Regions from separate parts of the Homo sapiens genome. Here regions 1, 2, 3 and 4 are each linked to region 5. The links are chromatin contacts, found by Hi-C or POLR2A ChIA-PET in ENCODE. All regions are on one chromosome and are shown on one strand. The core of a region is the stretch at or near the end of the contact, and the rest is flanking DNA. Distances in the headings are between cores, read along the strand shown. Region 1 overlaps ARID1B (AT-rich interaction domain 1B). Region 2 has its middle 36 kb from the start of TFB1M. Region 3 overlaps ARID1B (AT-rich interaction domain 1B). Region 4 has its middle 73 kb from the start of NOX3. Region 5 overlaps LOC101928923 (a long non-coding RNA gene).

Region 1 (4,868 bases), core at 492-2,991, 710 kb after region 5:
ATAGTAATTACTCAGTAAATGCTTGCTGTTACTGTTGCTATGACTATTATTATTAAAGAGCTTTCGATACTTCTACACAGACTACAGTATAGTTATCTGGACCTAATTTTTTTTTAAGGCCAATGCTACCATTTTAAAAGGAAACTCAGCTGTCAGCATAATGGTAGTAAAGTGGTAGCAAAATGATAGTAAAGTGATTAAACAGGATTAAAACACAAACTGGCTGTTCATTATATGTACTTTGTATTAATAAAACAACATAGGCCGGGTGCGGTGGCTCATGCCTGTAATCCCAACACTTTGGGAGGCTGAGGTTGGCAGATCGCTTAAGCCCAGGAGTTTGAGACCAGCCTGGGCAACATAGCAAGACCCTCATCTCTACAAAAATATAAAAAATTAGTCGGGTGTGATGGTGTGCCTGTCGTCGCAGCTGCTCAGGAGGCTGAGGTGGGAGGATGGCTCTAGCCCGGGAGGTCCAGGCTGCAGTGAGCTGTGATACTGCCACTTCACTGTAGCCTCGGTGACAGAGAGAGAGAGAGAGAGAGAGAGAGAGAGAGAGAGAGACCCTGTCTCAAAAAATTAAAAAACTAAAAGCAAAATATAAGATGGGGTCACCTGTTTTTCTTCCATTCTAGAGAGATAATTACAGCTAATATTTCTGTTTCCTTTTTCTAGTCAGTTTTCTAGATACCAGTGCTAGTTTTTTTTTTTTTTGAGACGGAGTGTTGCTCTGTCTCCCAGGCTGGAGTGCAGTGGCACGATGTCCGCTCACTGCAAGCTCTGCCTCCCGGGTTCGCGCCATTCTCCTGGCTCAGCCTCCCAAGTAGCTGAGACTACAGGCGCCCGCTACTGCACCCGGCTAATTTTTTATATTTTCAGTAGAGATGGGGTTTCACCGTGTTAGCCAGGATGGTTTCGATCTCCTGACCTTGTGATCCGCCCGCCTCGGCCTCCCAAAGTGCTGGGATTACAGGCGTGAGCCACCACGCCCGGCCCAGTGCTAGTTTTGTGCCTGTATTTTCTGCTTTTTTCATTTGACATCACTTGAATTTCCTTAGCTTGTGGAATCTTTTGTTTTGTTTTGCAAACTTAATATATTCTCATACTTGATAGTTATAGTAATACATAAGCTTTAGTCATTGACAGGCCCCATTAGCCCTTGTTTATGTTATTTACCCTTCAGAGTATCTTGCTCGAATCTAGAATCGTGGCCTGTTGAGACTTTATTCCTTTGAGTTGAATAGTACCTTTCTGTACTTTCTGTAATATGTTTTTGAATATACATATGAAATACAATGCAAGTAATTAATCTATAGCAGATAATAAGTGTGTGCATGATGGTGATGTTGGGGATAATGGAATATCGTGGAAATGGTCAATATCTTAGTCTTTCTTTCATTCTAGATGCTTACTGTTGGTACATATAGGCAAAACACTCTAAAAAAATCTGATCTATTGGAATTCAGATTTGTCACAACTAGTTTTAGGGTGAAGGTAGAGGGATTATTGTTCAAGGATTTAGCTGGAGACGCACTTAGTAGTTACAAACCGGGAGCTTGAAGGGTGAGAAGGGAGTTTAAGGGGATAGGATAAAAAACAGACCAGTAATATGCTAAATAATGTAAACTTTTGGGCCAGTGACTTAATTTACATATGCCCAATTTGTGTGGTGTTTCAAAGGAACACTTCTGTTTTAAGTGAGGTGACTCACATTTTGTACTGTCTTCATTCATGCATGTGTGGTGCCTGCAGCCTGCCACTGTTTTTTGTGCTTATCTCAGGGGATTCGCTGCAAACCATGGTGAGGGGGAGGGGAGGAACGGCTAGTGCATCCATGGAGTCCTTCTCTGGCTTCTCCTGGCCACTCCTTCCATAGTTTAAATGGGGGCAGCACATCCTCTTGCTTCTACTAGGAAGTGAAAAGTCTTACTAGCAAGGAGTTAAGGACTGCCAGAGGAGCTTTCTTACCTGCCAGCTCTGGACATCTCATTTCCTGTTTGTCTGAATGCATGTGCAAGCTTAGGAACTTGCCCACTGCAGCATCCAACACAGCTGGTTTGCCTGTGTTTCAGGAGAGTGGGGAAGTGCGCTTCAATCACTTCCGACACACTTCAGCATGTTGAGCCATCTGATAGGGAGGGACATTGGTGCGTTTTACTGCCTTCTTCCTATGCACCTGGAGCTTTTGTTATCTCAACTGACCAGTTCCTTACCTGTAACCTGGATTAGGGAATGGCAGCCAGTATTCATGACAGTTGCATATGTGCGTTCTTACAATCAGAGAAATGTGCCATAAAAATAATTTCTCATTTTTTGCCTCTGTGTATTCTGCTCCTGTAGCTTGGACCCATGGCCACATTAAGGCCATGTTGTCACAGGGATCTACCATACTCTATTGACTTTTCTTGTGTTCTGCCATCCTGCTCTTACAACACAGAGAGCTGAGAGTGTTGTGATCTCCTACTCCCATTCTTTGAGCTCCCTTTTGGATTTAACTTCTTGGCCATGTTTATCATATTTTATTCGTATTACTCCTGATTATTTCACTCCCTGGTTGCTTTGCGAAACCCCTCTAAGTCAGGTCAGCCACACTATGTCTCTACTCCCACGTCTTCCATGAAACACTGCTGGGACAAAATTTCACAACTTTGGCTGTTGGCATTTTTGCTACAAAGGATCGTCTTATGTCCTGGTGGTCAAGGTGAAGTAGGATTATATCTTTTTGCGGTTATGAAGATTCCAAGCAAAAGAGAAGATAATGATGCATTTAACAGTCACAAGATAATACATGTTAATCTTCAAAAAGTTTTGGGAATTCGTCATAGCTGTACTATACAAAGCCAGTGTATAAATTGAAATTCTAAAGTTTTACTCAAAGGTAGATAGTCATTAAGTAAGGACCCTGGGGGTGATACATATTTGGCCTTTAATCCCAATTGGGCCGCCCCATAGTTGTGTGACTGTGGCCAAATTACTTAACATCTCTAAGCCTCACTTTCCCCATCTGTAAAATGGAGATGATAATCTACCCCACAGGCTAGTCTGAGGAGTCAGTGAGATTCCCCTTGACTTCAGTATTGAAATTAGCAATGTTTGCTGATTTATTAAGTGTACATCCAATAAATGCCTTGTCAAGAGTGCTGATGGCGGGGATAGTTGAGGTGATGGTGGGAGTGGCAGTAGCAGTGGTAGATGTATGTTACCTCCCGGGTGATGGGAGTCTTCTGTATTGCTGCCATGTGGGAGAATGATAGGAAATAGTGATCTCATATTTAATCAGAGGCATCTAAGCTTATGGTTGATACCTTTGATATAATTCTTGCCAATTAATTTGATTTTCAACCTTTACAATGAATAATGTAAAATTTCTTATACAGAAAGTATTTAATTCAGTGAATACTTAGGAGCACATGTTCTCTTACCGGACTTACTATTTGGGGAGCAAAAATATGAATAGGAAGTGGTGTTTGTCCTTAGAGAACTTGAGATCCAGTGAGTTGTAGAGTCAATGGACTGGTTACAGAACAGATTTCCTTAACTTTTTTTTTTTTTTTTTTTAAAGAGAGTCTCATTCTGTGGCCCAAGCTGGAGTGCAGTGGCAGCATCATAGCTCACTGCAGCCTGGAACTCCCGGCTCAAGCGATTCTCCCACCTCAGCCTCTTGAGTAGGTAGGGCTGCAGGCACACACCACCACACCGGGCTAATTTTTCAAAACAGCTTTTGTAGGCCGGGCGCTGTGGCTCACACCTGTAATCCCAGCACTTTGGGAGGCCAAGGCAGGCGGATCACAAGGTCAGGAGATCAAGACCCTCCTGGCCATCATGGTGAAACCCCGTCTCTACTAAAAATACAAAAATTAGCTGGGCGTGGTATCATGCGCCTGTAATCCCAGCCACTCGGGAGGCTGAGGCAGGAGAATCACTTGACCGAGGGAGTTGGTGGTTGCAGTGAGCCGAGATCGCACCACTGCACTCCAGCCTGGCGACAGAGCAAGACTCCGTCTCAAAACGAACAAACAAACAAACAGAACATCTTTTGTAGAGACAGGGTCTCATCTTGTTTTCCAAGCTGGTCTCAAACTCCTGGCCTCAAGCCATCCTCCTTCCTCAGCCTCCCAAAGTGCTAAGATTACAGGTGTGAGCAGCTGTGTCAGGCCTTTTCCTGACATAGGAACCTTTTAACCCTTGGTTTTATTTTATATTTTTGCTCTATTGCATTTACTAACAAATTAAGTATCATAAATGGCTTTTCATGGTGAATCATATTTCACAGCCAAGATGATTAATAATTATAACTATAATAGTAACAACAACTAACATTGATTGAGGGTTTACTTATGAGCTAGGCACTTTTGCAAACATTTTACATGTATTAACTCATTTAATTTTCATGACATTCCTATGAGGGCTGTTATTAGTCTTGTTAGTTCTACTTCCTCATGAGGCTCTGAGGAGCAGTAACTTGACTTGCCGACTGTTGCACAGTTGGTACACATGGCAGAGACAGTTTCAACCCTGGCAGTCTGGGCCTGCAGATGCTAGCCTGTCTCTTGTGATACTCATTGGGAAATGGGGATGCATTTCTTTCTTTTTTTGTTTCTGTTTTTGTTTTTTGAGACGGAGTTTCTCTCTGTCGCCCAAGCTGGAGTGCAATGGTGCGATCTCGGCTCACTGCAACCTCTGCCTCCTGGGTTCAAGTGATTCTCTTGCCTCAGCCTCCCAAGTAGCTGGGATTACAGGTGCCCATCACCATGTCTGGCTAATTTTTTGTATTTTTAGTAGAGATGGGGTTTCACCATGTTGGCCAGGCTGGTCTTGAACTCTTGACCTCAGGTGATCCACCCACCTCAGCCTCCCAAAGTGCTGGG
Region 2 (4,326 bases), core at 1,743-4,242, 930 kb before region 5:
GGGGATCTGTTACTGGGGGATCTGTTCAGGGAGTTGAGTTGCAGAGCTGCTACTGGCTCAATAGCCTTAGAAGGGGGTGGCTGGAGGCCCAGGCCTGGAGGACCTGCCTAGTAAGGAGATATGGGAAGAGGCACTCATGTGACAGTCTGGCCACTTTTGCATAGGGCTGCTGTGGTATGCTGGGGCTCTGCTCCACTTTCTAGACACCTCAAATTTTCTCAAATTTGGAGGTATAAACAGTAAAGGCTGTGAAACAGCAAAGATGGTGGCCTGCCTCTCCCTCTGGGAGCTGTGTCTCAGGGAGAGATCTGTTGCCAGCCTGAACGCACCTGTAGGAGGTACCCGGAGACCCCAGTTGGGAGGTTCTGCCCAGTGAGGAGAAATGGGATTGGGGATATCCTTTAAAAGACAGTCTGGTCACATTTTCATAGAGCAGCTGTGCTGTGCTGGGAATCTGCTCCAGCTACTTGTTGCCTTGGATTCTCTAAAGCCCAAAGGCTGGAATGGCTGAGTCACCCAAATAGCAGAGATGGTCACCTGCCCTGCCTGCTGGGAGCTCTGTCCTAGGGAGGTTTGAAACCACTGTCAGCTGGAGAACACTGCTTGGCATAGCTGAAGACCCCAGTTGGGAAGTCCTGCCCAGTGAGGAAGAATGGGATTGGGGACCTGCTTAAAGCAGTCTGGCTACACATTTGTAGAGCAGCTGTGATGTGCTGGGGGTCTGCTTTAGCCCCTGGTCACCTTGGACTTTCGGAGCTCAAAGGACAGAATGGCTAAGTCATCCAAATAGCAAAGATGGCAGCTTGTGCCTCCCTCTGAGTGCTCCATTCCAGGGAAGTTTAAAACCTCAGTTGGCTGGAGAACACTGGTAGGGGTAGCCGAAGGCCCTGGTTGGAAGGTCCTGCCCAGTGAGGAGGACTAAGATCGGAGGCCCACTTTAAGAAGCAGTCTGGCCACATTTTTGCAGAGCAGCTGGGCTATGCTGAGGGTCTGCTTCAGCCCCTAGTTGCCTCAAACTCTCCAAAGCCCAAAGGCCAGAACAGCTAAGTTGGCCAAACAGCAAAGATGGTGGCCTGCCCCTCCCTCTGGGAGTTCCATCCCAGGGAGGTTTGAAACCTCTTGTCAGCTGGAGAACACTGGTGGGGATAGCTAGGGATGGTGGTTGGGAGGTCCCGCCCAGTGAGGAGGAATGAGATGGGGGACCCTCTTAAAAAAAACAGCCTGGCCATGTTTTCATAGAGCTGCTGCGCTGTGCTGGGGACCCACTTCAGCCCCTGGTTACCTCAGACTCTCCAAAGCTAGAAACCTGGAATGTCTCAGTTGGCCGAACAGCAAAGGTGGTGGCATGCCCCTCCTTCTGGGAGCTCCATCTCAGGGAGGTGTAACACTGCTACCGGTGGCTGGCTGCAGTTCCAAGCCAGTGGGTCTTATCCCGCGAGGTGCCATGGAAGTGGGGTCTGCAGGCTGTTGCTGCTCAGCCCTTTTGATTCAGTTCCCTTCCTAGGGATATATTCAGGGGTCTAACCTCCCACTTTGTTGGAGTTGCAGCTGCTTTTGTTGGGAAGCCCAGAAAGCCTGGGTATCTAAGGCTCCCAGGTCTCTGCATGTGCCTGAGTGGCTGCTCTGCCAAGACTCCAGAGCTCTGTGCCAGACTGAAGGCCCTGGTGGCATGGGTTCACAGGGGGATCTCCTGACCTAAGAGTTGCAAAGATCCATGAGGGAAGCATGGGTTCCTGGGGTCACACATTCACTCACCACCTCCCTGGGTAGAGGAGGTTCCCCTGGCTCTGTGTTACTCCTGGGTGGGCTATCAACCTGCCTTGCTTTTCTCGATTCTCTGTGGGTTGAATTGTTTCTTTGATTAGACCCAATGCATTTACCTGGATGTATCAGTTGAAAATGCTGTATTTATGCACCCCTTCCATTCCTTTCTGTGAGAGCAGTGCACACTAGCTACTTCTAGTTGGCCATTTTCTCAGGTATTTCCTATATTCTCTTAAACCTTTCAGTCCTTCAACGCGCAGTCTCCCTCCTGCCTCAGGGCCTTGGCACATACTTTATTTTTCCTTGCCTGCAACGTTCTCATCTCTCTCTTGATCCCCCTCTCTGAACTTCCTCTAAGTTAATGTCTATTTATTAAAATCTCAGCTCAATCATTGCTTCTTTATTGACCCACAACCCCCCCAATCCCACAACTCTATCAGGTTCCCCCTTTTTATCTTTCCAGGTAGCAACTTCTACTTTTCCTTCTTATCAGTCATCATGATTTGTAATTGCTTACTTTTTAATGATTATTTAATCAATATTTCTCTCCTTTTGTTTACAAATTTTCTAGCACCTGGCCCAGTGAAGAACACTCAATAAATATAATTAAAGAAATATGTAAGAGAAGATAGAATTTTTATTGCACATTAACAAAAGAAATGAAAGAATCCACCTTTTTGAAAATTTAAAAATAAACCAAAATTTCTTATAGGCTGAGACATTGATCCATATAATTTGGTATAAACTTTGTTTGCTGATGAAGAGAGGGAAGTGGGGAGATGGGATGTAACTAATCTAGCAGCAATGAAAAAACAAAATTTTTCTGGTGAAATAAGTAATGGTTTTCTGGTTGAATAATTCTACACACAGAAAATGATTGATTAGAGTTTCCTGCAAGCCTGGGCTATGCAAATATAGCAGGTGTCTATGTATATGCAAGGCTTGAACACAGTCTTCAGTTACTTTTTTGGGAAAGCTGCCCCAGTTTAGTTTTGAGTCATATTTCTACATCTGTCACTATGTTCTAATCATTACCCAAACAGGTATCAGACATGACCACGTAGGCAAAATAAATAAATAAATAATAAAATTTAAAAAACCCAATTTTGGCTTTAAAGTGTCTCAGCATGGATAATGTGGATGAATGGATACATGTTCTAATCTACTTATATCTACTTATTTCTGTTTCAATTTTAAAAAGTGATAGAGCACTCATGAAGGCATAAGTATTGCCTAACAAGTTAACTGGAGCCTCAGTTAATATGTGCTACATTAGCTGAATGAATGAGTGAATGACTAAAATTTGACAGAAAAAAGATTGTGAGATCTGTGGGATTCTTTCCTTTCCTTTTCTTTTTCTTTCTTTCTTTCTTTTTCTTTTTCTTTTTTTTTTTGAGATGGAGTTTCACTCTTGTTGCCCAGGTTGGAGTGCAATGGCGTGATCTCGGCTCACCACAACCTCCGCCTCCTGGGCTCAAGTCATTCTCCTGCCTCAGCCTCCTAAGTAGCTGAGATTATAGTCATGCACCACCACGCCCAGCTAATTTTGTATTTTTAATAGAGATGGGGTTTCTCCATGTTGGTCAGGCTGGTCTTGAACTCCCGACCTCAGGTTATCTGCCTGCCTCGGCCTCTCAGAGTGCTGGTATTATAGGCATGAGACACCGCACCCAGCCAGATCTGTGGGATTCTTCACTTGATCTTGTGGCGATCTGAGATAACCAAAATCTATTTTGAGAATTAACTCTTCACTTAAGAGCTTCTAGTACAAACTACATGGTTCCTTTGGCAAGTACTTTTTATGTGGCACTAAAGATGCCCTAAGGAGCTTTAGAAAAATCAATGAGAAAGATCCACTTGGTTCCAGAAAGTGTTTTACATTTCAGGAAGGTCAGTGAATCAGTGTTTCTGGTTCATTTCAGCCTAACTGCATTCTATTTGAAGTAGTTTTTTAAATGGTCATCTCCTGATCACTTTTTCTTTTAGGTCTCATTAAGCTTAAAGGGCTTCACCTCAAAGGGACCCTGATCACTAAAAAGTTATTTCTGGATGGAGTGATGTTAGCCAGTTAGAGGATTGGGGGTCACTTGCTCTTATCTTCCCTCAGTAAGAATCCCATCCACAGAAAAAAGTCTCCTTCTGGGTCTCTGAGATTCAGGTAGAAGGCTGTGAAACCTGGTGGAGCCCAAGACCTAGGATAGTGGTTTTGAGAGTGCAGACCTGCACCTAGGTGTCAGACTGGCTGACTGTGCTTCTGAGTTCAAACCTCAAACCAGCCCCATTCCCTAAAGGCTTGCCTTGAACCTACAAACAAAACAATTTTCCAAAGGGTCCAGGAGGAATCATGCACACTATTGCCTCAGCAGAAAGGCTCATCTGCTTGCTGACATCAGTTTCAGTAGTAGACTTGAAAGTTATCCTGCAACTTGGCTCTAGTCCCTTTCAGCTGTGTTCCCAGCTTAGTATTGCTCACACAGGATGCAGAGGGAGACTCACCCATTTGAGTTACTGAGACAGACTTACTGGCCTCTGTCTTCACAGATTTTGAAGGGGCCCAGTCTT
Region 3 (4,525 bases), core at 555-3,054, 780 kb after region 5:
CTGGTTATTATTGCCTTTACCATCTCAGGGTTGTCAGATTTAGAAAAAAAAAAAAAGATTGCCCAGTTATAGTTGAATTTCACATAAGCAATGAATAAAATTTTAGTATAAGTCCAAATATTACATGGCACATACACTTAAAACTTGTTATTTCTCTGAAATTTAACTGAGTTCCCATATTTTATCTGATAACTCTAATCCATCCAAAGTGCCTACTCTGTGCCATTCCTTAAATAATATACCAGAAATAAAAAAGATAGCTGATTCCACCCTTTGTGTATTTTTTCACAGCATAAAAAAGCCTGTTTTTGTTTTTCAGACAACCCAATTAAGAACAATTAAACTGAAATGTCTGTGCCATGTTTTTTCCAAACGTGCATCGTGTGGTAGGAGGAAAGTATTTTTATGGAAGAGTCACCATGGTAAATTTTTCCAGCAGCTAATAACCACTGAGTTTGCAGTGGGAAAAGCGAGACAGCAAAAATGAAAGGAGCTAAAGACAGCCCATGCGTGCTGTCACTGCTGTCACTTTTTGGAGATAATAAAATGTTTGACAAAGCAGTCATGATAAGCCGAATCTACTTTCCCAAGTACATAGCTACAACATTAGATTCTTTTGCTTTCTCTTGCTATTGTATGTTCCCCTGTTTCTGTTTCTCCTTTTGTTTTGTTGTTTTTTTTTTTTAGAGACAGAGCCTCCCTCTGTCACCCAGGCTGGAGTACAGTGGCGCCATAGCTCACTGCAGCCTCCAACTGCTGGGCTCAAGCAGTCTTCCAGCCTCAGCCTCCCAAGTACTTGGGACCACAGGCACACACCACCATGCCCAGCTAATTTTTTTCATTTTTTGTAGAGACGGGGTCTCACTGCATTGCCCAGGCTGGTCTTGAATTCCTAGCTTCAAGCAATCCTCTCACCTTGGCCTCCCAAAAGTGTTGGGATTACAAGTGTGAGCCACCGAACATGGCTTGTTTCTCCTTTTGTTAATTGCTGTAGACACGAGTTTGATTTTTAAATTTTCCCTTGTATATTCATAGAAGGTATGAGGACAGGGTACCATAAGAAACTGATGACGGTGGTCCGATGAGCACTCGCTACTTGCCTTCCTCCTGTGATGTTTGTTGTTTCATACAAAGTGTCTGTTAATCTGGTATGTTTTAAAATATATATATATATATTTTTTTTTTTTTTGAGATGGAGTTTTGTTTTTGTTGCCCAAGCTGGAATGCAATGACGCGATCTCAGCTCACTGCAACCCCTGCCTCCTGGGTTCAAGCTATTCTCCTGCCTCAGCCTCCCGAGCAGCTGGGATTATAGGTGCGCACCAGCACACCTGCCTAATTTTTTGTATTTTTAGTAGAAATGGGATTTCACCATGTTAGCTAGGCTGGTCTCGGACTCCTGACCTCAGGTGATCCACCCGCCTCAGCCTCCCAAAGTGCTGGGATTACAGCCGTGAGCCACCGTGCCCAGCCTAAAATATATTTTAAAGAAATAAGTTACATTTCAGAATGAGAATGGATGGGTCCTACTGACCATCCTCATCTTGGATTTGAAGAATGTAGAGAATCTTTAATGTGGTGGCTTTTCCCTTTTTTTTTTTCTTTTAAACATTTTTGAATCTTAGATTACTATCAAGTTCCAAGGGAGAGAGGACAGTTTCCAGGACAGGTGAATGAGCCACCAGCCATTTTTTCATGCCAGTGTGAAATGTTGAGTAAGGGAAGAAGGGGTGGCAGCTGGGGGGCTAACATTTACTGAGCAGCAAGCAAATACCAGGTGCTTTGCATTTCTTTTAACACACCACCTTAAGAGGCAGGTGCTCTCATGCCCCTTTGACAAAGGAGGAAACAGCCTCACAGGTTAGGTAGCTGATACTGTGAGGCATGCGGCTAATAAAAAGCCAGTGCCTTTTCCACACCAAGATGCTTATCATTAGGGGCCCTTTCCTCCTCTGTTAGATTTTTTTTTAGATAGTTGTGCTATTACTTGACTTGCCTATAGAATGTGAGTTTAATTCTATTATACCATAAGAATTGAGTGTGGAAGAATAGTATGTTAACTTCTCAGGCACATGTGAGTTACCAACATAAAATGTGTGTAAAATATAAAACTCATACGAAATGTACTTCTAATGAGTCAGACTTCTCAATTTTATTGTTATGTATGGAATGACTGCCAGTGGGTAAACCTGACAATCTAGTCCTTGTACAATATGCAAATGGCTAGTGTGTTATCTGGGAGGGTTTTAGTTTTTCATGACTTATCACAGGGTGACATTCCTTTAGCAAATGTCTTTAAGACCAAGATCTGGTTCTCTGTTTTACAAGGCTCAGAAACCAATGTTACCAGGAGAATACTGAGAGCTAGATGACCCATCTCAGATGAAGACTCATGGACCACACTGGTTGGCACCGCAGTGCTCTACCTGCAGGCTGACCTCTGTAGGGAGAGGCCAGTCTGTGAGGGGGGCATCAGAACATGGGGTGGTTAAATAATTGGAAGGTTTGTGGCATCCGACTAGGCTAGCCGGAAACCTGCATCTCCACAGTAGGAATCCCATTCTGGTTGTGCAGTCATCTCTGATATTCATTGGCCTGGATTCCCTACCCTGTTGTCATCTTTGTCTTGCAGCACCTCTGAGATTTTTCCCTGGCTGATCAGCCCCTCGTTTGACTGATACAGTTTTTCCTGAGCCATCTGAGTATATCTGGTCTGACGATAGGTACTGCCTATTTAGGAGTTGGCCTTGCTCTTTAAGGTAACTTTGCATGTATCTGCTGAACAGGAATACTTGTTTTTCATGAGACTCTAAAGCTCCTTTCTCCAGAACGCATGTTTAGCTATGTGTGTTCGTAATATTAAAGAGCAAAATAAAACACTCAGAGGCTATGCTCAGTTTTTATGATGATACGGAAACATTCTTCTTAGTGTTTCTTCGATGGTTTGAGTGTATTGTTGTTCCCAGTGAACAGTGAAGACTTGATTTGTTTAATTTTTACTCTTCTAATGCTTCTTATTCATGAGCACTTATAACCCAATCCAAAGTCTGTCAAGTGGAGAACGCACAACCCTGGCTTTCTGGATTCGCCGAGAACACTTCCAAATGCACCTTTAGCTGCTGCACCTGACGAGTGTCATGCCCCACTGTCCCCACATCCTCTCCTGACCAGCTGAGTGGATTACACTTTAGAGCTTCGGCCCTGGTGGATCCAGCTTCTAACCCCAGGCTCCGGCCTCTGCCTGATACTGCGTGCACCCCAGCCACAACCTTGGCCTGCCCCCTGCCCTTCAGCCCCGGCTCTCACTTTCTCTCCCTCTTTTTTTGATTACTACTCCCTTTCCTTCCTCTTCAGGACAAATAAGCAGTAGAGGAAGTTACTGTCTTTTGTTGTTTTATTAGGAACTGACTATAATTCTAAAAGACACTCCATTTTCAAGTCCAAATGGCTCAACCCATTCTCTACTGGAGTAGTTTGTTTAACAAAAATTATTATTTGCAAATAGTTATTTTTATAGATATGAAAGTAAGGAAGTAGTGTTTAAGTTAAAAGAGTATTAAAGCAGCATTTTATCATATTTGGGGAAATTCACCTCTCCACGTCCCTATCTAACCCATACATAACTGTGCTAGTCAAAGTCATGAAGAATATAAGTTAAAAGAAGTTCAAAGTAATGAAAACTTGAAGGAAAATCTGAGAGACAAATGAAAAATGCTTTCAAATGTGATACTACTGAAGATAGTAAGGTAAAATTGCCTCTCTTTTTTTAAGCTGAAACTACTTTGGCTCTGGGTATTAACTGGTTCTGTACCATAATCGGGATATATCATTCCATATGTGTATGCCTGTGAATTCGTTAATATAAATGATGATGATATTGTGGTTTATACTTTTATTTTAAATTAAAAAACCGTCTCTAATTGATGAAAGGTGCCTTTATGGTACAGTTACTTTCAAATACATCAAGCACTGCTTGGGTTGACCCTTGACTTCATGGGCATGTTGGTCTTTGACCCAGAACTGGTAAATGAACCCTGCAGGGAAATCATTAGAGAATTGGAACAATTGTGGTAGTGGGATCAGGGGTCAAACCATTACCTACCCATAGAAACTTCCGTTTCAGTTGGACTTCTTGCTTTTCTGAGAGCAGGTCATATTTTCAGGGAGAATACCAAAGAAGAATTTAGCGTACATTAGTGCTGACCTATCAGGAGAAATAAGACCGTAAGGATTTGGATGATGGCTGGTTTATATTCTCTAATGCCATGACAAATGACTATGCTGTCATTGTGTAGAAGTCCATTTTTTAATGTAAGTATTGTGGAGGTGTAACATAAATACAGGGACATGCACAAATTTAAATGTACAACTTGATACATTTTCTCAAAATGAACACACTTGTGTAATCAGTACTTGGTTCAGAAACACCACCAGGACCCCAAAAGCCCTCTTATGCCTCTTTTGAATCATTATCCATCCATCCCCAACCCCTACCACACTGTCTGAATAAAAGTCAGTTAAATTT
Region 4 (4,695 bases), core at 1,709-4,208, 750 kb before region 5:
TCTCTGTCTGCTCTGTTGAAAATGGATTGCATTTATTAAATAGAATGGACTGGTGGACTATCAAAGACACCAGAGTGAGGCCTTCTTTCTGTCCATTTGAGCTTAAGAGTATAGCGTCTCAGACCTAGTTGCTTAAGACTTTAGAACGGTTCACTCAAAACAACACTTTTGATTGACCATCTTATAATAAACCCAATGGTGGAGGAAACTCTTCTCCTGAAGCATTCCTGAAATCTTACCTGAGTAGACCTCTCTTCATGCAGGGTCTCTGCAGGCTGAATGCCTGGTACAGACTACCATAGAAAAGCCTTCCTAAAAATTACAGTAGCTGCTAAATGTCTCTTGAAACTTCGTATCAGCATTTTATTAAAAATTCAGGTCTTGATCTCTCAATATATTAACTTGCATGAGAAATGGATTTGGGGATTAAGGGTAAAGAAGCTAACATTTGTTGATAGCATATAATGTGCCAGACTCTTTATGTACATACTTTCATTTAATCCTCATACCAACAATGTGTGGTGCAGTAGATATTGTTATCCCTAATTCACAAATGTGGAAAATGAGCTCAGAGTGGTTAAGTATTTTCCCCTATCCCATGACTTGACAGTGTTATGAACAGGACTGGGAGACCCAAGATACCTCCTTCTCACAACATAGCTGCTGCTGCTGTCACGTCAATGATGACTACTACTGTACACTGAAGGCACCACTATTTAACTACTCACCATTATTACACCATTTCAAATTAAATGAATGTACAGATTTATGACTTTTGCAACCCTTGCAATTCTGTTATTAGCCTATAATTGAGATCGTTCAAGCATCCTCCATCTTGAATTGCTTGCTGTACAATATCCCTGCCAAAAGTCTGGCTGGCAAAGTTGATAGAGCAGCATAGAAACAACCATTGTCCATTAGGAAGGCTACCTTCAAAAGGACAGAAAATAATAAGTGTTCGCAAGGATGTAGAGAAATTGAAACTCTTATGTACTGTGGGTGAAAATGTAAAATGGTGCAGCCATTATGGAAAGCAGTGTGAAACTTCCTCAAAAAAATCAAAAATAGAATTATCATATGATCCAACAATCTTACTTCTAGGTATATATCCAAAGAAATTGAAAGAATGATTTCACAGAGATATTTGTGCAACATTTTCATTGTAGCACCATTTACAATAGCCAAGAGGTAGAAGCAGTCCAAATGTTCGTCAATGGATGAATGGGCAAATAAAATGTGGTATATACACAGAATGGACTATTATTCAGCATTAAAAGGAGAAAATTTAAAAAGCACAAATACTGTATAATTCCACTCATATGAGGCATTTAAGATAGTCAAAAGCATAGAAAGAAAGTAAAATGGTGGTTGCCAAGGGTTGAGGGAAAAGGTGTTTAATGGGTAAAGTTTCAGTTTTGCAAGATGAAAAGTGCTACAGATATATTGCACAACAATGGGAATGTACTTAAGACCACAGAACTATACACTTAAATGGTTAAGATGGTAAATGTAATCGCATGTGCTTTTTACCGCGATAAAAAATATTCAAGGAAGAAAGGTTATCTACTGATTAGTACCTAATCACCATTGCCACTTGAAAATCCAAGACAAGAATTAGCAATATATTTTTATCTTAGTTGACAGTAGGATCTTGGATAATTAATATTTGTTGGTGGTTTATTTTTAGGGACAAGAAACATCATTATAGATGCTTCTCCTGTATCATCTCTCTTTCAAACAACTGATATTTGATGGTGTATCTAAATTCATTCCTTTTGGTATGATATGGCTTTCTTTTGGCATTGGTGGTATTTTAATGGGCAAAATAAGTAATAAGGCACTTGTTATTTAAAAATTAGAAGTGAGCATTCTAGTCATCCATTTCTTCAAATTTTCTAAGCTCTACCCTTCTTCCAAGTTAGGTCACCCAAATGCTATATGCCTGGAGAATATTAGTGTTTCCCTTTCTGTAGAAGTGGTTCGACAAATTCCCAATACATTAACATGTTTTTGACCTTTATCCAGGGTCAATCTAAGAAATGGCTTTATGAAGAATACCTCTCTATCATTTGTAAAATTGCTATTAAACACAATGTTAATTTATGTTTCTTATAAAACACACTTGCATTCAATCTCTCTGATTTTTTTTATTTTTTATTTTTTAGTTTGGGAATGTTTGTCTATTTTTCTTATGTGACTATATTCTTCATTTATTATAAAATGAGAATGATATCACCCATTCTGTTTTCTCTTTACCTAGCCTCTAGGAAATCCAGAGTCTATGTTTATATGAAATTTAATAATTATTTAGCCCAGATTTCTGGCATCATTACCAACATCATCACTATTAAGCATTACATCATTGCTTTGTATTTCTTTGTGAATGAACTTTAATCCTGTTACGGATTTAACTGTAATTTCTGAGCTTGTATTCCTTATCAAACAGCAGGGAAGTCTCCCAATTTGTCATTGGAAGGCTTTTCACTTCTGTGCTATTACCTATTGAAGCATTTCTCAAATGTTTAAAAACTGTCCCTAAAGGCAGAAAGAATGAATGAAAATCCTGAAGGGGTTTGGGAGTGTATCTCAAGTAGCTCAGTGCTGGCATAATATTTCTTTGTATTTTATGTTTTATCTCCTCCAAAAACACATCTGCATTTTTTAGAGATAAAAAGATAATTTTTAAATCACTTATCAGTCAACATACTTACCTTTTCCTTTTTAAATCTTTGAGTAAAATTAATACTCAAGGTAGATGTACTATTTTTATCTTGTGACTTTGAAACCCCTTTGATTCCTGACACTAAATGTAACACAAGAGAGACATTGAGAGCTGAAAGTAAACCTGCAAATAACCTTTCCCAATCCCTTCATTTCCTGTGTAATGAAACTTGGGTACAGAAAAGTTCAACCAAGATCTCCCAGAATAGATTTTGTTTCTGGTCTCCTGGGCCAAAGGACTTCCTGTTACATCACATGCCTCATTCTATGGCCTTGCAGCCTAATGAATCATACAAGAAGGCAGGATCAGATGATCTGCAGCTCCCTTTCCAGCCCTACTATTTTGTTTTTGTGCTTCTGAAAGCCATGACTACACTGAGCTCAATAATATAAGTGGAGTTAAAAATAATTAAAGACGTCAATAGCTGTCATGAAGATGCCCAATATTGTGTAAAGTAGTTTGCATCCTAAACACACGACTCACATGAGAATATTTTGAAGGATGCAGCAATGCTCCTAGAACACTCTGTACACAGAGGTGGGTGAAAGTTTGCATTTAAATTTCAACGTTCTGTTCACCTCTATTTTTATATCAGAATGTAAATGTCACAAAGACAGATATCATCAACAGGGGGATATTGTTTGTACGTATCAGTTTCTGGATATAGATTCAGGTCCCTGAGTTATTATTCTTTAGTTAGTGCTGTCCAATAGAGCTTTCTGGGGTCATGAAATGTTTAATATCTGCTCTGTACAGTATGGTGGCCACGAGCCTCATGCGGCTATTGAACACATGAAATGTGGCTAGTGCAACCAAAGATCTGAATTTTATTATTTATTTATTTATTTTTATTTACTTATTATTATTATTATTTTTTGAGGTGGAGTCTTGTCTTGCTCTGTTACCCAGGATGGAGTGCAGTGGCACGATCTCGGCTCACTGAAACCTCCGCTTCCTGGGTTCAAGTGATTCTCCTGCCTCAGCCTCCCAAGTAGCTGGGACCACAGGCGCCTGCCACCTCACCCAGCTAATTTTTGTATTTTTAATAGAGACAGGGTTTCATCATGTTGACCCGGCTGGTCTCCAACTCCTGACCTCAAGTGATCCACCCGCCTAGGCCTCCCAAAGCGCTGGGATTACAGGATGAGCCACTGCACCTGGCCTGAAGATCTGAATCTTAAAAGTTAAGTGTAATAAATGTAAATAGCACATATGGCTTCTGGTGACTGTATTGGACAGTGCAGCCTCTGGGTCTTATAAAAGAGGAGAGATATAGAATTGGAGGAATGAGGTGATCAACTTTCAAAACACAGATACGAAGAACAGGCAAGTCATTTTCTTTTACTTCAAGTCTTTCCAAAGATATCAAATTAATCATTGTTAATCATATTAAGAAATATCTCAGGAGAGGAAAAATATTTATCTTTTTCTTAAAAAAAAGACAATTTAGTGACAGTCATAAAATTAACTGCTTTAAAACGGGGGAAAAAAGTGAACACTAATGCCATCTTGTGGATTCTGGATGCTGGGACATGCTCAGGTTTTGTGAACGTGTGTTCAGTGACAAGCCATGAAGTCCAGAGAGTAGTCACATTTGCCTTTCAGTTATATATTTTGAATGTGTTTGCATGAATTATAGCCAGAGGGCTTCAAAGAATATCCACACATTAAAAATCAATCTTGAAAAAATAAATAATCTTTTATTCTTGATTGACTTGAATGGCTGATAAAGGATGGGCAACTATCTGAATTCAGTAACAATGAGTTTTTGAAAAAAAAAATCATAGTTGGCGCCTGTTTGGGTTCATTTCTATAACAATAATTTAAAACATTTTCCCAATGTCTTCCTTTACCTCTTTAAAGTATCATGGAAAATAAAAAGGAGATACAAAAAAGTGCTTAGAAATTTTCAAGATCCTTGAATCAAAACAGAACTATCTTTCTATATTTTATATATCTGAAAATGTTTTTGA
Region 5 (4,455 bases), core at 1,557-4,056:
AAAATGTTATTGAGGTATAATTGATATAAACACTGCACATATTTAAAATGTACAATTTGATAAGCTTTGAAAATCATCACCACATTAAGAGAGTGAATCCTTTATAATCCCTTCTTCTAGCACCCCTACCCCACCCCAGGCAACCACTGATTAGCTTCCTGTCACAATGGATTAGTCTCTATTATCTAGAATTTTATATAAGTGGACTCTTCAGTATGTAATCGCTTTTGTCTGCCTTCTTTCATTCAGGCTATTTATTTTGAGTTTCATTCATTCTATTAGGTGTAGCAATATTTTGTTCCTTTCTACCTTTGAGTGGCATTATGTTGTATGGATATACCATAGTTTGATTATCTGTTGATAGACATTTGTGCTGTTTCTAGGATTTGGCTATTATTTAACAAGACTGCTAAGAACATTCATGGATGTGCCTTTGTATAGATATAAGTTTTCTTTCCTCTTGGGTAAATACTTAGTAGTGGAACGGTTGGACCATATAATAGGTCCAAGTTTAATTTTTTTAAAAACTACCACACTGCTTTCCAAAGAGATTGTAACATCTTACTTTCCACCTAGCAGTATATGAGATCTCCAGTTCCTCTACATCTTTGGTAATACTTGATGTAGTCAGTCCATTTAATTTTTCATTCTAACAGGTACGAAGCAGTACCTCACTGTGGCTTACTGTGGCTTTTCTTTGCATTTCTCTACTGGCTAATTGATGTTGAACATCTTTTCCATGTGCTTATTTGTCATCTGCATATCTTGTTTGAAAAATTGTTCCTATCTTCAGCCAATTGTTTAAATGAGTTATTTTCTTACTGTTGAGGTTTTAGAATTCTTTATGTAGTCTGCTTAGAGGTTCTTTATCAGGTATGTGTTTTGCAAATATTTGCTCCCAGTCTTTGGATTCTCTTTTCATACTCTTATATAAGAGCCAATTTTTTTATTTTGATGAAGTTTAGTTTATGAATCAATTTTTAATGGATCAAGCTTTAGTGATATATCAAAGAAATCTTTGACTAACTCAAGATCACAAAGATTTCCACCTGTTTTCCTCCAGAATTGTTACAGTTTTGAGTTCTACATTTAGGCATATATTTCATTTTGAAGAGTTTCCATTGGTAGAATGTGTCTCAAAGTTCACCAATCTTGGTGATATCATTCATCTGTGTCCCCACTCAAATCTCATCTTGAATTGTAGCTCCCACAATTCCCGCATGTTGTGGGAGGGATCTGGTGGGAGGTGATTGAATTATGGGGGTGGTTCTTCCCTGTGCTGTTCTCATGATAGTGAATGAGTCTCCTGAAATCTGATGGTTTTAAAAACAGGAGTTTCCCTGCACAAGCTTTCTCTTTGCCTGCTGCCATCCATGTAAGATGTGACTTGCTCCTCCTTGCTTTCCGCCATGATTGTGAGGCCTCCCCAGCATGTGGAACTGTAAGTCCATTAAACCTCTTTTTCTTCCCAGTCTCAGGTATGTCTCTATCAGCAGCATGAAAATGGACTAATACACTTTGTTTCTCATTTTCTCTACCATATTGAACTATGTTTGTATAATGTGAGGGTAAATAAACATGAGTTTCAGGAATAAAAGGGATCAAAAACTTGAATTCCCTCATATTTGTGTTTAAGATCCTATCACAGGACATGGAATCTTAGAAAGTGAGCCAACACAGGAAAAGTAATGGAAAGTTCTAGAGTAAGCCTTATTCAAAAGACTTAGCCAACAAACAGATCAGAGTAGGTGGAAAGAGAAACAAGGGTTAGGAGGCTTTCAGGAGAAAGAAGAGTGAAAAGAGGGAGGGAGAGTGCAAACAGATACTTAGATGTGTTTGATTATTTGAAAGACTTTACAAAGCATTTGACAAGTTTTGATCTCAAAAAAAGTTTAAAGACATACATAAAAATAAGCAAATAAAAAATTGTATAATTATTAACTTCAGGAAAAACAAAAAGTTGTACAAGAAATGAAATCTAATAATACATGACATGGCTTGACAATAAAAATAATTTACCTACTCATAAAAACATAAAAACTGTCAGATAATTAACTGAAAATATAATTCAATTGAATGAATGAGTTAGTCACGGGAAGAGTTGTAGACAAGCTAAATCCTCAACTACCATTAAAGAAATGTAAGAGATATTGACTCAAACTAAATACTCAACACTATAAGCACATTTCTTAGAAATATGGAGGTCACCACCTGAAGTTAACAGCTAGAAAAATTTGAAGTGATTGCTTCTGGGCATAGAAGGGTAGGGAGTGGGTGTCCAGTGGGAGGGCTAAACCCAGGGACTCCACGTAGAGTGGAGAAATGAATAGATGGAAAGTGTTGTTGTTGTTGAATTATGAACATATATTACTTTGTTTTCAAATATTGATTTTTAAAAATGCAAGAAGTTACTCTTTAAAGTCTTATTAGTGAGTCTCATAAATAGAGCCTTTGACTAAAGAAAATCAGCAGGACAATATGGCTATCCTGGGAGAGAGAACCTAAGTAGTGTCTGCTGTCTTCTCTGTGTTATGAGAACATCTCTCACATTCCATTTCCTCTCTTAGCCCCTTTTGACTTCTCTTCCCATCTTTGCAATCTTCGCCACCCTAAGGGTCCCTGAAAGGTCACTGTACTCTAAAATTGGAATAAATCATTGCTTTCAAAGGGAAATAATCAAATGCAAGAGGGAAGGGAGTGGTGGTTCCAGATTCTACTCAAAATCCAACCACAGTTTATCCTAAATGGTGTCAGCCAGCAATAGGCTTTGTGCTGCTGCCGACAAATGCGGTTCTCTTAGGACTACTGGGTGATAGTGACAGTGATGTTGCTGTGGTCTTCTCTGGCCATTCTGTCAGAGGAAGGGGTGTTGTTGGTAAAAAAACAGCCCAGCTCAGACAATGCAGCAGCTGCCTTGACTAAGAATAGAATCTGTGTTTGATTTGAATTAGCCATTTGAAACAAGAGCAAAACAGCTCTGAAAGTAGTACCATCTGTTTTCCTTTAAGGCTGGGTCATAAATAACAAGATGAAAATATATTTCCTGTTCTGCATTTGTGACCTGAACTGCCTTCCACTGTGCTGTCACTGACCACTTCTGCTGTAAATGCACATGACATTAATTGGGCAGCTGTTGGCTATGAGGTGTGTAGACTTTGTTGTTGCTTTGTTTTGTCTTGTTTCCTAATCTCTATACTTATCAGGAGCTCCTTTATTTCACCTCTCACATGTTAAGCAAAAAAAAAAAAAAAAAGGAAAACAAAAAAACATAAAGAAGTTATTCTTTGTATATTTTTTAAAAAACAACTCACACTCCAAATAGCGAAGTGATCAAAGAGTGTAAAACTGTGGCTGACAATTCCTGCATGGTAGAAGGATATCTTCCAAGTCAAGGTCAAAATGAATTAAGAGGTAAGGGAGAAGACAGGGAGATTATACAGCATTATTCACCAGGCTGGACTTCCTAATCCCCATAATATAAGAATGCAGAGAAGAAAGAAGCATCAAGAACAGAGAGAAGATTCCACAAAAGCACAATTGTTCCTCCCATGGAGATCAGGACTCTGTCCTTGAGTCCTTCCAAGCTGGGCTCTGCACCAACTGTAAACTGTGATTGACCAGCACTTTCCTTAGTTATCTTTTTAACTGTCGTTCATACTGAAACAACTCTGGTTTTGTTTCCTCGATAACTCAAAGGGGAAAGGCTATGATGGCTGGTAGGCCATCCCCTTTTTAATGCTCAGCTTGGCTAGTTGCCAACATAGTCTACGAGGCATTTCAGATGACAGACATGCAAACATGAAACGCACCATAAAGGGCTGGGGTCTGTGCAGGTTTTAGATCAGCCAACCATGAAGGAAGCTGCACTTAACAGTGAATGTCTCCAGGTTATAATAACATGTTCTTTTAAGAAACAGTGTGGAGGGTAAGGGGAGGGAGAGCATTAGGACAAATATCTAATGTATGCGGGGCTTAAAACCTAGATGATGGCTTGATAGGTACAGCAAACCACTATGGCACATGTATAGTTATGTAACAAACCTGAACACTCTGCACATGTATCCCGGAACTTAAAGTAAAATTAAAAAAATAAATAAAATAAAATAAAAAGAAACAATGTAGAGCCAAAGACAGACAAACAGAAGTGTTATGAGGCACATCCAGACGTTAAGAAAGGTGTTGCCTTGGAGACCTGGTACAAATGCCGGGTCCTCGGGATGACGCTGCACACTTGACAACATGGAGCCCAAGCACAGCAGGGACCACACAATCATCGGCTGAGAGATCGTAATAGAGAAACAAGGTTGGGGAGGACCTGGTAACACCATGCTTGGACAAACACAAAAGACTCCTGATGAGTTTTCCTGCCTACAGGCTCTGCCTATCCAGACCACTCTGGACCATGTTGACAGATTAATCTGTCTTTTAAAAAATGCTGTCAAGACAACAACTACA

What was found. Hi-C counts contacts between places; a loop is a spot of excess contacts on that map. ChIA-PET counts read pairs that join two places held with the same protein, here RNA polymerase II (POLR2A). Pooled maps may share reads with other maps.
Region 1: a loop to region 5 is called in a map with no recorded cell type, with 5 times the contacts of the local background. The contact joins two enhancer-like sites. A Hi-C loop is called at or near these places in 1 of 37 single-sample maps with no recorded cell type and 1 of 50 pooled maps. POLR2A ChIA-PET finds 5 or more read pairs at or near these places in 1 of 52 experiments (OCI-LY7).
Region 2: a pooled map shows a loop between it and region 5 (23-fold over the local background). The contact joins two enhancer-like sites. A Hi-C loop is called at or near these places in 5 of 37 single-sample maps with no recorded cell type and 4 of 50 pooled maps.
Region 3: a loop to region 5 is called in a pooled map, with 2.5 times the contacts of the local background. The contact joins two enhancer-like sites. A Hi-C loop is called at or near these places in 3 of 37 single-sample maps with no recorded cell type and 2 of 50 pooled maps. POLR2A ChIA-PET finds 5 or more read pairs at or near these places in 1 of 52 experiments (OCI-LY7).
Region 4: a loop to region 5 is called in a pooled map, with 2.4 times the contacts of the local background. The contact joins two enhancer-like sites. A Hi-C loop is called at or near these places in 1 of 50 pooled maps. POLR2A ChIA-PET finds 5 or more read pairs at or near these places in 3 of 52 experiments (HepG2, T-cell and activated T-cell).

The regions. Positions count from the first base shown.
Region 1 is chr6:156,986,635-156,991,502 of GRCh38, forward strand. All of the region lies in intron 4 of ARID1B (AT-rich interaction domain 1B), which reads left to right. Among named protein-coding and RNA genes, the nearest start is that of MIR4466, 210 kb to the left of the region's middle. Within about 2 kb of position 1,742, at least 5 of the 41 ENCODE cell types and tissues checked have a DNase peak (open chromatin) inside an H3K27ac peak, as active enhancers do; they include OCI-LY7, where a contact is called at or near this core.
Region 2 is chr6:155,348,807-155,353,132 of GRCh38, forward strand. No RefSeq gene overlaps it. Among named protein-coding and RNA genes, the nearest start is that of TFB1M, 36 kb to the left of the region's middle. Within about 2 kb of position 2,993, at least 2 of the 41 ENCODE cell types and tissues checked have a DNase peak (open chromatin) inside an H3K27ac peak, as active enhancers do.
Region 3 is chr6:157,061,532-157,066,056 of GRCh38, forward strand. The region is part of intron 4 of ARID1B (AT-rich interaction domain 1B); the gene reads left to right. Among named protein-coding and RNA genes, the nearest start is that of TMEM242, 260 kb to the right of the region's middle. Within about 2 kb of position 1,805, at least 2 of the 41 ENCODE cell types and tissues checked have a DNase peak (open chromatin) inside an H3K27ac peak, as active enhancers do.
Region 4 is chr6:155,526,198-155,530,892 of GRCh38, forward strand. No RefSeq gene overlaps it. Among named protein-coding and RNA genes, the nearest start is that of NOX3, 73 kb to the left of the region's middle. Within about 2 kb of position 2,959, at least 7 of the 41 ENCODE cell types and tissues checked have a DNase peak (open chromatin) inside an H3K27ac peak, as active enhancers do.
Region 5 is chr6:156,276,550-156,281,004 of GRCh38, forward strand. All of the region lies in intron 2 of LOC101928923 (a long non-coding RNA gene), which reads right to left. Among named protein-coding and RNA genes, the nearest start is that of SNORD28B, 100 kb to the right of the region's middle. Within about 2 kb of position 2,807, at least 2 of the 41 ENCODE cell types and tissues checked have a DNase peak (open chromatin) inside an H3K27ac peak, as active enhancers do; they include OCI-LY7, where a contact is called at or near this core.